Regions from separate parts of the Homo sapiens genome. Here region 2 is linked to region 1. The links are chromatin loops, found by intact Hi-C in ENCODE. Cell type or tissue: A673. All regions are shown on one strand.

Evidence for each region. Peaks named below come from ENCODE experiments on the same cell type or tissue, not always from the same donor. Only the 100,000 strongest peaks of a DNase experiment are listed, where the experiment ranks them.
Region 2: it touches region 1 in a loop (5-fold over the local background); 16 of 110 quality-filtered maps call a loop at or near these places.

The regions. Positions count from the first base shown.
Region 1 is chr9:89,004,217-89,012,216 of GRCh38, reverse strand. It overlaps S1PR3 (sphingosine-1-phosphate receptor 3), which reads right to left. Exons shown (of 2, transcript NM_005226.4): 2 at 7,062-8,000. SHC3 (SHC adaptor protein 3) reads left to right here. Exons shown (of 12, transcript NM_016848.6): 12 at 1-6,446. It overlaps LOC124902206, which reads right to left and starts at 4,699. Exons shown (of 1, transcript XM_047424308.1): 1 at 4,040-4,699. The coding sequence starts at 4,699. The coding sequence ends at 4,040. In A673, a CTCF peak has its summit at 3,033 (motif pointing right); a DNase peak (open chromatin) is centred at 3,126; H3K27ac peaks cover 965 bases.
Region 2 is chr9:89,275,525-89,283,524 of GRCh38, reverse strand. LOC105376136 (a long non-coding RNA gene) reads left to right here. Exons shown (of 3, transcript XR_930101.4): 3 at 1-3,078. Among named protein-coding and RNA genes, the nearest start is that of CKS2, 32 kb to the left of the region's middle. RefSeq lists an enhancer at 956-1,474. In A673, a CTCF peak has its summit at 4,326; a DNase peak (open chromatin) is centred at 4,364.

The DNA of each region.
Region 1 (8,000 bases):
GCAATGTTTATACCTTTCAAATACTATCTGGGCTGAGATTGCCCTGTGATTTTCACAGATGCCCTTTAAAGAATAGATGGATCCATTTGCTTGCTGGCAGCGTGGCTCTTGTTCTGGTGAGACCCCACAGGGTACAGCACCCTGTAGGGTATGGGTCAGCAGAACAGAAAGACACACTAAACACGCTTAGAGTTGGATAGTGATAAATCTGATCCTGTAAGGAGAGTTATGAGGAGACTGAAAAATCTGGCAGATAATAATACTGCTAAGTTCTAATGCCAATGGTATGAGCCCCATTTCTGCCTTGGGGTGTGCGTGTGGCCAGATGGAAGGACAGGTTAGAGCTAACCAGTGAGGATGAGTCAGGGCAGGCCCCAGCCTTCATACATGGCCTTCTAGGGAGTCTTTGCCTTTGAGGGTCCAGTGAATTTGAGATGACAGTGAAGTCAGTGTTCTAGAATGTTCTGCAGTGGATTGAAACTCTGGAGAGTCTGACACTACTGTAGACTGCACTGCTGTTTTCTGAAATGGTTTTGGCTTCAGGCATCATGTGGATACTCTGCTTAGTGATCCAGAAGCAGACGGCTCCACGGGGTTGCTGGCAGCAGCTGCATCAGGCTCCTGCCCCAAGACAGCATAGACTTGGGTGCTCTGAGAGCTGCCCTGCACATCTGTCCTCTGGGAGGCTGGGAGCCCTGGAGAGACACACACAGCTCTGACCCACCTGTGCATGAATGTGCACCACATAGAAAAATGTGCGAAATGACCTTCTTTCTACATTCATGCATTCCCCACTTGTGAAAGGTCAAAATGCTATTATAACATTCAGGGACAATAGCAAAGTAGGAAATGCAAGTTAGGAGCTGTGAATGCTGTAACATTTGATTTACTTTATTTTTCTCTTGGGGGGACTTGAATGGTAACCTGCAGCTTTAGTAGCTCTTGCTGTGAAGTCAGTGTCTAGTTCGATGGTGATAGAAAATATATATATTTTTTGCATGAGAATCAATTTAGAAAATTTAAAGTATTGGAGTCGAATTTTTTCTTTTTAATATTAATTCAAAATATACATTTTTAAGCTCAGATTATATATTGGTTACACTAGAATAGTGCCAGTGAAGTGAGCAGGCTTCAGACATAGCAGATGGCAGCGATTTTCTAATCTTTGTTCCCTCCCATTTGTAAAGTGGGTTAGAGCACACATTAGTTATCCCAACTCTTCCCTCCAGCACTGTGTGGTGGGCCATTCCTGTGAGCCTCACAGACACATGGGGAAAGTGAGGCTGGGGCTGGTGCCACACCTTCCTGGAGGCCATGTTGTCATCTGGCTGCAGAGCTCTTCTGCTCACTCAGCATTTCGTGAGCCCTGCTGTGTGCCAGCCTGTGCTTTGAGCTCAGGATTCCAAGGCAAAAGCAATGGAGGCTCCTCCCTGTCTAGCCTGGGCCCCTCTTCCCCACACTTTCTCAGGCCACATCTCTGCCTGGGCAGGGCAGGGAAGCTGAACAATGAACGCAGCGGGAATGGCATTAGGCCTTGCGTTCCAGGGCCTCAGGCTTCCAGGGCACAGTCGCTGCTGCTGTGCTGGGCCACCCTGGTCCTGCAGAGTGCACCTGGGCCCTGCTGTCCCTCCAATGGGCACCCCCAACACTTAACCCCAAACTCTATGTCTTCTGGGAGTACAAGGTGGGGGCCAGCAGTCCTAAAACGGCCCCTCTGCCCTTACCGAGTGGCCCTAGAGACCCCCACCCACCTCCCCTAACCCCACGAATGAATCAGCTGTGCTTCAAATGACATCTCTGTCCCACGGAGGCCGGCTGGGCCTCTCATGGGGGTGCTCATTGTGGTTTAAGTCAGCTTTGATTCTTGACCTCCAAGGCTGCCTCTGAGTAGCTAACCGGAGAATCGGGTGGGGAGGTGAAAAACACCGCAGTCAAATGACTCAATCTTTAATCCTGTGCTTAAGACACCACTGTTGCTGTTTTTTATATTTGAAGCACCCAAAGACTGGGCGTCCGCTCAGCCTTGATGAGCGAGCAGCTATTTTGTCAGGCCATCTATGATGTTGGGATAATGGACAAAGGCCTGATTGGGCCATATATGGCCTTCTTTAGGGCCTCCTGGAGGTGGAGGAAGTTGTGGGTAATTTCTAATAAAGACGGGAAATGACAAGCCGTGTGTGTAGGTAAAGTCCTAACTTAAAAGGAAGGACAGGCCTAGGGAAGGGTGGACCCTAAAGGGCCCATGTGCCAGGGGAACAGTGGACATGTGTGTCCAGCCCAACCTCCATGTCTGGTGCTGGGATTCTGAAGGTGGCCCCCAGCTCCCAAAATAAAGCTTTCCTTTTCAGTAGCGTCCGACACTTGGGTAGCTTCTTTCTATAAGCAATGCTTGAAGATGGACGTCTGGGTCCTCATTTCCTCCAAACTGGCTGCTACCTGAAGGCAGTCACACATTTCTTTTCTGTTGGGCTGAGCTGGGCAGAAGCCTCGGACTATAGGCCTTTCCAGGGCAGAGGCAATGCGGGCCACGAGTAGATACCTCCATCCAGCCTCCACCCTGGCACACCCAGAACGGCGTGGACTCAGGCGGGTTGCTGGATTTCTCTGAGCCTTGGCGTGCTCTACACTGCAGGGCTATACATGTTCCCAGCTTGAGGGCGTGCTGGGGATTGACAAATATATGAAACATATAAGCGCAATGATTTTCTAAAATTGTGCATTCCCAGCGTGCCCATTGGTTCTCTCTCGCTGGCCCAACTTTGTGTGCTGTCCATAAATCCCTTTCTGTGGACGGTGACAGTAGGATTGGGAGTGAGTGGGAAGATTGTGGAAAGATTGCAAAGAGGTCATTGCAGGACTCAGACAGACCTTGCAGTGGGTTTCAGAGTAATACTCAGGTTCTCCCATGGAACTTTCAAAGCTGGCTCTAAGAAAGATGAAGAGGACAAACCCACTCCTGGACATAGTGCCAACCTAGAACTGTCAGCTCCACACAGGATCACAGGGAAGGGAGCTTGGTAAGACAGCCCAGTAGGGGGCCCTGCTTTTCAGAAGAGGAAACTGGAGCCATGCAAGGGCCTGGGGATCAACTTAGAAAAGAGCACAGGACTCACAGTCCTGGGCCTGCACGTAAAGCTAGCCCCCTGCCCCACGGAAATGGCAAGCAGTGCTTCCCTCCAGGGGTTCTACATCTGTGCTCCATCTCAAAATGCATAAAAGCCTGAGTCATTCAGATGGGAGAGACAGTGTTTCTACTTCCTCTTAGTTGGGGTTCCTCCAGAAGGAGACCCTGAGAGAGGACTTGAGGTTATGTAGTTTATTTGAGTGAAGATCCCGGAAGTAGGGAGAGAAGGAAGCTGACGGGGAAGGCGTGCATTATCAAGTAAGTTACCGTCATGTGCACAACTGGAGCTGAATCCCACCGGGGAACCCCGAGAGACAGAGCTGACACCCCAGAGTTCACCCAGCAAGGCGGGGAGACAGCTGGGGTATTTATTCACCAAGTCTATCACTTATGAAAGGCTGTTTCTGGAAACAATTTCTGACTGGCCCTGCACACACCTGAGCATACTTCCTAAGCCGGGGATGTCCCTGAGCTGAGACAGGCGTTCGTGACAAGCAGACTTCGAGTGGAAGGCAGGCATCAGAACCACCCTGTGAGCTGGTTCAGACAAAGATTGCAGGCCCTTCCACCCCCCTGGCCCCGCCAAGTTCCTGACTCCCTAGGTCTGGAGTGGGGCCCGGGAATTTGCATTTCAAAAAATCTCGAGGTGATGCTGGTGCAGCTGCTCTGAAGTCTTGACTTTGAGAACCACTCACTAGTGAGAGTTTCCAGCCCTTACCTGTCTCTTATTGATGGCTTTCCCCCCTCTAATTTATAATTATGCTTTCACACCACTTCATGTCACAGATCCCAGGGTCCGTGCTGTGAATTTAAAAGTGGAGAATTAATAAGCATTTATAACTCCATGCAACCATTGCTGGCAGCTTAAATGCCATCTGCCAGCCATAATTTATTTATAATGGGGTTTATACATATTTATAAGTTTGCAAGCAACAAATGCACAGTTTTAAAACTGGCACATTTTATAGCAGCCAGAAAAATTGCAACTTTATACCAGGACTTGTGAATGTGAATTGCATATGTATATACATATACGCATATACTTACATTGATTAAAAACGGATCTGCATCTCTGTACACACGCAGATTGGCTCTGTGTTGTGCACCTTGGGACTCCTCCCTGGGCTTTGGTTTTACAGCTAAGTAGGAAGTCAAACAAACGTGAAGAATTTGGGAATTGGCAGGCTGTGGCATCAGCCATGGAGGATGGTCCTGGATGCTGTAGGATGTGAGATCCAGCACAAAGAGAACAAGAACAGGACATGAGGACCACAGGGATTGGGGGAACCCACTGTGGGAAATGACAGAGAAGCCAGTGGGGGAAGACAAAGAAAGAAGAAGGTGGAGGCAGAATAAAGGTGAGAAGAAGGGAAGGGGAGGATAAAACAAGTCCAGATTTAGATCTTCCTTCATGCAGCCATGCATAGCTGTCTGAGGCCAGCAGGGAAGGAGGAGAAAGGGAAGGTGTGGTGGAGGAGGCTGTGCTCGTGATGTCATGCTTTCGTGTATTCCCAGGTGCAGCTGCATATACTTGGCACAGTTTCTTGGGATTTCTAGCCAGTTTCTTGGCCTCATTTGTGCATTAGTTAATATGTGGCTGGCCCTGTACTGGGATGGTGGGATAGAGAAGTGAATGTATGAGGCCTCTGCCTGAGTTTATAACCTAGAAAGAAATAAAGACACACACACACAAAGGTGTTGGAGTGTGACAAGCCTTAAGGTACCCGTGTGTCCAAGTAAAGTAGAACCAGCAAGGGTGGAGTGCCCAGGTCAGTCTGGGGACTCTGGAGGCTTCGCACTGCAGGCGTCAGATACTGAGTGTTAGTGGCACGGAGAAGAGTGTGGAAGGCTCAGGATGGGGGTGGACAGCCTGGAGTTGTCACTCTCAGTAGAGATGCTAGAAGGGGCGGGAGGTGATCCCAGCCTCCCTTCTTTCCTCCTCCTGGCTGTCACAGATGCTCTGAATTGATGAATCCTTCAGGCCAAAAACACACAGGCTCCTTCCCTAGGTCTGGAAAAATGGTTCTCGCTGAAAAAGCACCAGGAATAAAATCTCATACAATTTTAGGTGTCTATTTTGTTGTCTCACCTTGAAATACTGCAGACAGAAAAACATGCACATGGGGAGCTGTGGTCCTGAGCTTTGAGGTAATGAATTCCCACTCATGTGATCATTTTTACCATAACCAAAGTTTCTAACCATCAAAATCAAGTGACAATTAAAACAGGCATTAATGGATAAATCCGTCTTTAAATATTAATGGGGTTAATTTTGTTAACAGCTATGTGTTGGTTGCAAGTGGAATGTTCTCTGTTCATTTGACTTTTGAATATAACTTGTTCCAGAATATTGTAAAATTAAGTATGTGAATGTTTCTTTGTATTCAGAATTAAACATTTGGTGTTAAAATCCCAGGATTAGGAGACAACTCCATGTAAATTTAATGTGTAATAATAAGATAATAACTTTTTAAAAAGCATTTGGATGGCAAATTATACATACTGACAAATGAATATTATCTGAAAGTTGTTTTGTTTCCATTAACTTTTGTGAAACAAAAAGAATTACTGTAACAGTCTATGTCTTGGCGTATTGCCAATTCACCACTTTCTACTTTGTGCTGGAACAGAACTGGCTTTTTTGACATCCCTGAGGAGTGGAAATGCAAAACGAATTTCAAGTTCTCTAATCTTTGTTCTATGACAAATGAAAAAACCTAAGTTATCTGGTGTTTTGGAGATTTGAGAATACAGCAGGTGAAGAGAATTAGCTTAAATTCCCTCCTCCCTTTTGATAAATCCACAGGGATTCCTTCACTCTGTCAGGAAATGGTGTGGTTTCCAAGCATTAGCCCTTCATGATCTGTCTGGTGCATTTCTGTGCTCCTGGGATCGCCAAGTGCAGGCACGGCATCGCATCCCCAGGTGTCATCCTGTGACCCAGGAGGGGAAGATGACACACCCAATTTAGGTAATGCTGCACTTCTTGTTATAATTGGTTATTGGAAAATGTGCCTTTATTATCAGAACAGTGGTGTGCGCATTTCTGATTATGGAGCTAACTTTTGGATATCTGACTTAGATACTAAAAACATTTGGGTGTTGCAGTTTTGCACTTGTAGATACAACTTAAAAGCATGAAACTGGTGATTTAATTAGATGTTTTCTATAAAATGCACCTTGTTACATTTCTGTGAAAGGGTCTTACCAGCGTGGAATAACTGGCTCAAGGGTTGAGAGAAACAACCATTTTCTAAACAGTTAATTGTTTAAAGGACTATACATGTAAGTCTGCAGGCAATAAAGGCTGTTGTGAAAAGTATCTTTCATTTGGATGATGGATTTTGTATTGCCTCACAAAAGAGAGGAGGGGAGCTTGAAACTTTTCTCTAAGAAGTAGGTATTTTCAGTGATTCCCTGGGGGACTGCTTAAAAAACAGTCACAACAAAGCCTCGTCCCATTCATCAAGGCTGCGGAATGAAAATGCATCCGGGCAGATGTACTCCTAGAGAACTCACCTTACCTTCTAGCTCTGGGGCGGGCAGCTGCGTCCTCACTTGCGTTGGGACATTTCATCATGAGTTGTAACAAGCATCGCTACCAGAACAGTTATGCCGAGCACTGGCCTCCTCTTTACATAGCAAGTGGGACAGAGAGGCTAAAATGGACCGTTTGTGTGGGAGAAAGCTAGTGTGCAAAGGTTGGTTCTGACCTATTCTCTCCTGCTGCATAAACAACAGCAAATGGGGCAGGACAAGAGGTCCCATGTCTTTGAGCTGCACTTTTATTACCATGGGTCTTAGAAATTTCTCCCTATCAAAAGACCATTCTCAAAATAGTATGACCTACCAAAATTGGTGTAAATAGCACCCAAGGCACAGACGCTTCATTAAAATACCACCTATGATAGTGGGTAAGAAGAAAGGGGAAAGGTTATTTGGGGTTCTGAATGTGGTTTAATTCCTGAAATGCTAAGAAACACAGGTGGGTAGCAAGCCTGCAACAACAGTGCGCACCCCTGCAGTGGGGAGGGCACCCGGTGAAAACGATAAAACAATCCCATCACATGGACTACGAAGAGTGGGTTTCCACAAAGGCTTTTGGTTTTATTATTATTATTTTTAACAAACATACATTGGAAATAGTAAAGGTTTCTAATTGAAAAGAGACCTAATGCATAGTTTCTCTGCAGCATAGAAGACCACCTGTTTCCAAACTTCAAGGTTAGGGCTTTGAAACATTCCCTGGTAAATTATCTCCAGCTGGCTAGCTAGTTAGGCATATTGGTGCACATTGGTATCAAAGGTGATTATTTTTTGCATTTAGCAAATGAGCGCTATTACTTTTTTGATGTATTTTTAATTCAGATTGCTCAAAAGTCTTGTTATTTCAAGGGAGCCTTATGTCATACCACAAATATTGATACCTCCTAGTGGAAATGGTGGCTGTGGGCTCCCTAGTAGAGTTAATGGATGAAGGCTGAGATACTTAGATACTGCGGACATCAGGGTTATGGAGCAAAGTGTTATGAACAATAGCTACAGAGAGCTCCAAGTCTCCCAAAGCAACTCATAACTATAACACAGATAAAGTTCCAAAGTCATTTCATCACCTATGTGAAAATGCAATACTGAATGTTTTGGCTCTCTGATGCATTTTGTTGTTGTTTTATTTATTATTATTATTATTTTTTGAGACAGAGGGTCGCTCTGTCACCCAGGCTGGAGTGCAGCGGTGCGATCTTGGCTCACTGCAATCTCCGCCTCCCGGGTTTGAGCAACTCTCCAGCCTCAGCCTCCCGAGTAGCTGGGACTACAGGCACGTGCTATCGCATCCAGCTAATTTTTGTATTTTTAGTAGAAACAGGATTTCACT
Region 2 (8,000 bases), 270 kb before region 1:
GGTGGGTTCGTGGTCTCGCTGGCTCAGGAGTGAAGCTGCAGACCTTCCAGGTGAGTGTTAACAGCTCTTAAGGCGGCACGTCTGGAGTTGTTCGTTCCTCCCGGTGGGCTCGTGGTCTCGCTGGCTTCAGGAGTGAAGCTGCAGACCTTGGCGGTGAGTGTTACAGCTCATAAAAGCAGTGTGGACCCAAAGAGTGAGCAGTAGCAAGATTTATTGCAAAGAGCGAAAGAACAAAGCTTCCACAGTGTGGAAGGGGACCCAAGTGGTTTGCTACTGCTGGCTCCCGCAGCCTGCTTTTATTCTCTTATCTGGCCCCACCCACATCCTGCTGATTGGTAGAGCCCAGTGGTCTGTTTTGACAGGGCACTGATTGGTGCGTTTACAATCCCTGAGCTAGACACAAAGGTTCTCCACCTCCCCACCGGATTAGCTAGATATAGAGTGTGGACACAAAGGGTCTCCAAGGCCCCACCAGAGTAGCTAGATACAGAGTGTCGATTGGTGCGTTCACAAACCCTGAGCTAGACACAGGGTGCTGATTGGTGTGTTTACAAACCTTGAGCTAGGTACAGAGTGCCGATTGGTGTATTTACAATCCCTGAGCTAGACAAAAGGTTCGCCACGTCCCCACCAGACTCAACCCAGCTGGCTTCACCCACTGGATCGCGCACTGGGGCTGCAGGTGAAGCTGCCTGCCAGTCCTGCGCCCTGCGCCCGCTCTCCTCAGCCCTTGGGTGGTCGATGGGACTGGGTGCCGTGGAGCAGGGGGCGGCACTTATCGGGGAGACTCGGGCCCCACAGGAGCCCATGGAGGGGGTGGGAGGCTCAGGCATGGCGGGCTGCAGGTCCGGAGCCCTGCCCCGCGGGAAGGCAGCTAAGGCCCGGTGAGAAATCGAGCGCAGCGCCGGTGGGCTGGCACTGCTGGGGACGCAGTACACCCTCCGCAGCCGCTGGCCCGGGTGCTAAGCCCCTCATTGCCCAGGGCCGGCAGGGGCGGCCGGCAGCTGCGAGTGCAGGGCCCGCCAAGACCACGCCCACCCGGAACTCCAGCTGGCCTGTGGCGCGCAGCCCCAGTTCCCACCCGCGCCTCTCCCTCCACACCTCCCTGCAAGCTGAGGGAGCGGGCTCCGGCCTTGGCCAGCCCAGAAAGGGACTCCCACAGTGCAGCAGTGGGCTGAAGTGCTCCTCAAGTGCCGCCAAAGTGGGAGCCCAGGCAGAAGAGGCGCCCAGAGCGAGAGAGGGCTGTGAGGACTGCCAGCACACTGTCACCTCTCACTGGGATTACAGGCGTGAGCCACTGCGCCTGATCAGTTATGCTGTAAAGATTGAGAAAGTCTTGACCTGTTTCATACTGCTATAACAAAATACCTGACACTGGGAAATCTATAAAGAACAGAAATTTATTGCAGTTCTGGAGGCTGGGGCATCCAAGATCAAGGCACCAGCATCTGATGAGAGCCTTGCTGCGTTCTCACGTGGCAGAAGATAGAAGGGCAAAAGGGCAAAAACTCTCCTCACATTGCAGAAGAGCAGAATAGAGAGAACGCACTTCTGCAAGTCCTTTTTAGAACCACATTAATCTGTTCATGAGGGCAGAGCCCTCATGACCTAAGCACCTCCCATTTAGGCTTCACCCGTCAACACTGCTGCACTGGGATTAATTTTCCAACTCCTGAATTTTGGCGGACACATTCACACCATAGCAAACGATCATGAAGCCTCAACCCTAGTATGTGCCAGAACCACCCAAAGGATTTGTTACAAATGCAGGTTCCTGGGGACCGCCCCCGAGGGATTCTGATTTAACAGAACCTGAAAACCCGCATTCTTAATAAGCACCCCATGTGATTTCGGGTTGTGGATGTTCACTGGATCACACTTTGAGAAATGTCATGACTGTGACTTTAACAGACTTAAGGTTTGTCCTCAAGATTTTGTCTTGCAAACCTTTTGTTAGCCTTGGAATATAGTCAACAGCGATCGAGAAGGGAAATGAGGAGATCCACAGGTTCCCTCTCCAACATTAATGTCCATGTCAACTAGTAAAGCTTTGCATACTGCCCCTGAACTCTTTGCCCTGATGCTGGTTCTTCCTGATTTCTGAGGACAGATGGAAATCCTGACAAAAGTGAGAATGAGGACTGGAAACAGCAGATAGGATGATATGCATTCCTGGTCACTACTTGTTGTCCTCCACAGCCCTTGGCCTCAGTGCTAGCTGTCTTCCTGCCAACAGGATGATACAACCAACAAGTAGAAATGCTTGCGTGGCCTCTAATGAATTTTCAACAACATGATACAGATCAAAAGCTCTTCTGTACACTGATCATGTGGGTGAGTTCAGATTACACGTGGTTGCATTTTAATTCACTAAATTGAAAATTACATTTTATCTTTTGAAATATTTGTTCCCTTCAGTGAGTCATTCTAATAAATGTAACCTGAAGGCCAACCGATCCTTTCCTAATTTAGACGACTTAGAAGGTTTAGCCAATGTTGTTAATGTACTTCTTTTGAGGCAGTGTTCCCTCCAAGTTCAAGGAGAAATGAAGAAAAATATATCTTTTGAAAATAAGGTCTGGGGCGCCGTGGCTCATGACTATAATCCCAGCACTTCAGGAGGTTGAGGTGAGAGGATAGTTTGAACTCAGAAGGTCAAAACCAGCCTGAGCAACATGGTGAAATCTTGTCTCTAATTAAAAAAAAAATTAGCCAGGCATGGTAGCATGCACCTGTAGTCTCAGCAACTTGGGAGGCTGAGGCGGGACAATCACTTGAGCTCAGGAGGTTGAGGCTGCAGTGAGCTATGATCATGCCACTGCACTCCAGCCTGAGCAACAGAGTGAGACTCTGTCTTAAAATAAAAAAATAAGAAAAAGAAAAGAAAACATAACACATTTTTTTAAAATCAGGAAGATGTAATGTAAAAGAAACACATCAATAAACTTATTTTAGGAATCAAAGTGACTTCAAGTGGGAAGTCTCTAACCCTACCAGCAATGAGTCATGTGTGCCATGTTTGTACCAGATTATTTCTTCAATGACATTTAAAATTAAAAGCATTACCTGTGAATACAATATGATCCTTTTTCTTTTTTTTTACAATATGCTTCATATATATTTTAAGTGCTAAGACAAATACAAATGTATATGCCAAGAAAAGTCAACTCTGCTAAAATAAATAATATTTTTTATAGAATGCTAAAGGATAATCTGCAAATTAAATTTTGTTATTCAGAGGAAGCTTTTATATTTTAAAAAAGTCATTTATTTTTCAAAATCATCCCAGAAAGCAATTCTAGATAACATATAAGGTGACCAGCCATTCTAGATTTGTCTGAGGGTAAAGGATTTCCTAGGATGGTGGCTTTTAATGGTAAAACAGTGACAGTCCCGGGCAAAATGAGCCAGTTTTTCACTCTACACTCAAATAAGAGCTGGGGTTGGAGGGTAGATGGGTGTAGGGCTCCCAATTCTTTTGCCTGTGGGCATCTGTAGCTTTCCCCGTGACTCACACCAGGAGCCTGTTATGGGGAAAACACTGTGTGTAAGACAGACCAGGGCTTGTCCACACTGAGCTTCCAGCTTCCCTTCCACTGGGTGGGTCAGATTCAACACGTAAGCAAATAGGATGATTTTGGGTGGAGATAAGTGGTGGGAAGAAAACCAAGCCTGATGATGTGACCAATTAACAGATGGGTGGGTGGGTGGGCATTGGTTCAGAGCAGGTGTCCAGAAAAGGCCCCACTGAGGAGTGGCCTTTGCCCTAACATTTGTATAACGGGAAGGGGACAGTAAGGAAAAGCAGAGCAGGAGACACGGCAGGAGCTAGGCCACCGAGGATCCATGGGGTTTGGTGAAGTATCTGGATTTTATTTTAGATACAACAGGAAACCATTGAGGCCTGCTAAGCAGGAGGGTAATCTGATGTGGTTTGTGTTTTAATATGCAGTGGTGACTGGTTTGCATTCCTCATATGGCTTAATTGTATGGCTAAGATACACAGACAGTTTCAAAACACACAACCTTTCCTGTGACATGCCCACAGTAACCCACAGAAAATGCATGTCCTTAAAAGTGAATAATACAGTCTTTGCTATAGGGACACAAAGAAAAGCCTACTCTTACTAAGGAGATATTTACAACTCATGAGAAAGGGAAACCTAAGTGGTGTTTTTTGGGTAGTTTGAGAAAAGTTTGCACAGAGGCAGGAGATATTAAACTACAACAATCAACACTATCATTCTAAAGCCTTATATAAAACATATTTGGGATGAAATCTTGATCTTTTTACCTTATCTCCTTATCCTCTGCAATTCTGATAATAGCCACGAGAGGGCTTGCTACTCCTATTGTTTATAAACAGTAGCTCAAGATGGACTTTGCTTTTTGGCTGAGCATTTGTAGGCAGTGGTGTTCTTATTTTATTTTATTTTACTTTATTTTGAGATGGGATCTCACTGTCACCCACACTGGAGTGCAGTGGTGCAATCTGGGCTCACTGCAACCTCCGCCTCCCGGGCTCAAGCGATCCTCCCACCTTAGCCTCCCGAGTAGCTAGAACCACAGCCACTACTGCTGGCTATTTTTTTCTTTCTTTCTTTTTTTTTTTTTTGTAGAGACAGGGTTTCATGATGTTGCCCAGGATTCAAGCAGTCCACCCACCTTGGCCTCCCAGAGTGCTGGAATTACAGGCTGAGCCACCACGCCCGGCCTGCAGTGGTGTTCTAAGTGAATATTTAACAATGGGCTCTGGGAGGAGTGGAGGAAGCCCTAGTAGAATTGGCCAATTTCCTTGGTGTAAATACTCTTCCAGTGTCAGATTTCAAGCTACCAACTGTTTAGTAACAGGCTCACAGGATTTATAATAATTTAACCATGGGGGAAAACAGGTCTTCCTGGGCCAACTCCATCATGCCACTGGTTGTAGGGTGTGGGGAGTGAAATGGTGGTGATAGAAGAAGATAATTGGATTTTCTCAGGGAACAGTCATGAGAAGGAACAGATAACTAGAAAAGCATTATCCTGAGTGTTGGCTTGTCTCATTAGTAACTTTCAAACTAACAAATAAAATATTTTTAAAAATAGCTAACAGGAAGCAGGAAAAATAGAAAAATAAGAAGACACCTTCCTTTAATCCAGTTTTAAAGATACTCAGAAGAATATTATATATCCTTTCTAGGAATAAGTATTAATACTACTAAAATCTTTGAATCATGTGTACTTAATATAAATTTCTAAATAAATTTCTAAAGGTAGAACATTGTTTTAACTTGTTATGATTAGACTTATTTCATATTTTATGTTAGTTGCTTAGTAAGCAGTTGAATCCACACAAGGACTTCAGAGAATGGAATGTCTGTTTATTTTGGTATATTAAAAAATTTGTTTTTTGGTATAAATATGAAGTCTTCAGTATGCTGGATAAGAAGGAAAATCTACTAATTATTTGATTTTCTAATGATTTGACCCTGTAAACCGGGTATATGTGAAACTTAAAAGAAAAATTAAAATTAAAATTAAAAATTAAGAAACAAATATTGGGGCAAAAATAAAAAGAAGATATTAATTTTATTACTCACAAACCAACTTACTGAGAAGTGACATCAGTGAGAATAGGAGTTTTGAGTCCTTAGCCTTCCACAGACACACCAATTTTGGCAACTGCCCATTGCCAACAATACCTTTCTGGAAGCCTGGAAGTCCAGCAAAAAGGCTCCAGCACCCCATAGGAGCAAAAAATCTGAGACTAGCAATAGAAAAATGGGTAAGAAAAACAGTTTCACTTTACTTGCATCAACCTTCCCCCAAAGGCACAGCCCAGTGACAAGAGAGGCCCTCTTAGCCTGTGATTTCTCCTGCAGGGAAAGATGAAAGTGAAAGTGTAGTGTACTAGTACCTGGCTTCCCCAGCCATGTGGGAGGTGCACTTTCTTTTCACTCCACCCTAAACACTGAAGGGATTGGTACAGCTAAATAGTCTTTGAGTAGCTAGGAACAGGGAAAAGTGGTGGAAGCTCATAGCAACTGGAACATGGGACTTAGCAAAGGGCCACAGTTTCTACCAACCACCTTGCGAATTTCATCAAGAGGCTCACACACAAACCTTACAGAATGTGGACTATCCCCCCAACTAGCTCACATGTGCCCCCAGAACTCCGCACAACTTCCATAGCCAGTGCTCCCCATGCACTCCTACAGCCAGTGTACAAGTCTCTTCAGATCATGCAAGAACACCTGTAGATAGCCAGCTCAACTCTGCAGAATTAGGAGAAGGCACTTAACCTTGAACACCACAGGCCACTTGATGTGGTTTGACTGTTTCCCCACTGAAATCTCATCTTCAAGTTAGTTCCCATATCACCATGTATCTTGGGAGGGACCAGGTGGAGGTAATTGGATCATGGAGGCAGTTTCCGCCATGCTTTTCTTGTGATAGTGAGTCTCATGAGCTCTGATGTTTTTATAAGTGTCTGGCATTTCCCCTGCTGGCACTCATTCCTCTCCTGCTACCCTGTGAAGAGGTGCCTTCATCATGATTGTGGGTTTCCTAAGGCCTCCCCAGCAATGCAGAACTGTAAGTCAATCAAACCTCTTTCCTTTATAAATTACCCAGTCTCAGGTAAGTATTTCTTCATAGCAGTGTGAGAACAGATTAATACAGTAAATTGGTACCAAGGGTGGGTTGCTGCTATAAAGATACCCGAAAACGTGGAAGCAACTTTGGAACTGGGTAACAGGCAGAGAGTGGAACAGTTTGGAGGACTCAGAAGAAGACAGGAAGATGTGGGAAAGTGTAGAACTTTCTAAAGACTTGTCGAATGGTTTTGACCAAAATGCTGGTAGTGATATGGACAATGAAGTTCAGGTGAAGTGGTCTCAGATGGAGATGAAGAACCTCTTCAGAACTGGAGCAAGGGAGATTCTTGCTATGCTTTAGCAAAGAAAGTGGCAGCGTTTTTCCCTTGCCCTGGAGATCTGTGGAAATTTGAACTTGAGAGAGATGATTTAAGGTATCTGGCAGAAGAAATTGCTAAGCAGCAAAGCATTCAAGAGGAAGCAGAGCATAAAAGTTTGGAAAGTTTGTAGCCTGACAATGTGATAGGAAAGAAAAACCCATTTTCTGGGGAGAAATTCAAGCCAGCTGCAGAAATTTGCATAAGTAACAAGTCAAATGTTAATCACCAAGACAATGGGGAAAATGTCTCCAGGGCATGTCTGAGACCTTCATGGCAGCCCCTCCCATCACAGGCTCTGAGGCGTAGGAGGGAAAAATGCTTTCCTGGGCCAGGCCCAGGTACACACTGCTCTGTGCAGCCTCAGGACATGGTGCTCTGCATCCCAGCTGCTTCAGCTCCAGCCATGGCTAAAAGAGGCCAAGGTACAGCTTGAGCCATTGCTTCAGAGGGTGCAAGCACCAAGCCTTGGCAGCTTCCGCTTGGTGTTGAGCCTGTGGGTGCACAGAAGTCAAGAATTGAGGTTTGGGTACCTCCACCTAGATTTCAGAGGATATATGGAAATGCCTGGATGTCCAAGCAGAAGTGTGCTGTAGGGGTGGAACCCTCATGGAGAACTTCTGCTAGGGTAGTGCAGAAGGGAAATGTGGGGGTTGGAGCCCCACACAGAGTCCCCACTGCCTAGTGGAGCTGTGAGAAGAGGGCCACCATCCTCCAGACCCCAGAATGGTAGATCCACTGACAGCTTGCACCATGTACCTGGAAAAGCTGCAGGCACTCAACACCAGCCTGTGAAAGCAGCCAGGAGGTGGGGCTGTACTCTGCAAAGCCACAAGGGTGGAGCTTCCCAAAGCCATGGGAGCTCACCTCTTGCCTCAGTATGACCTGGATGTGAGTCAAAGGTGATCATTTTGTAACTTAAAGATTTAATGACTGCCCTATTGGATTTTGGACTTGCATGGGGCCTTTAGCCCCTTCGTTTTGGCCAATTTCTCTCATTTGGAATAAATGTATTTACCCAATGCCTGTACCGCATTGTATCTAG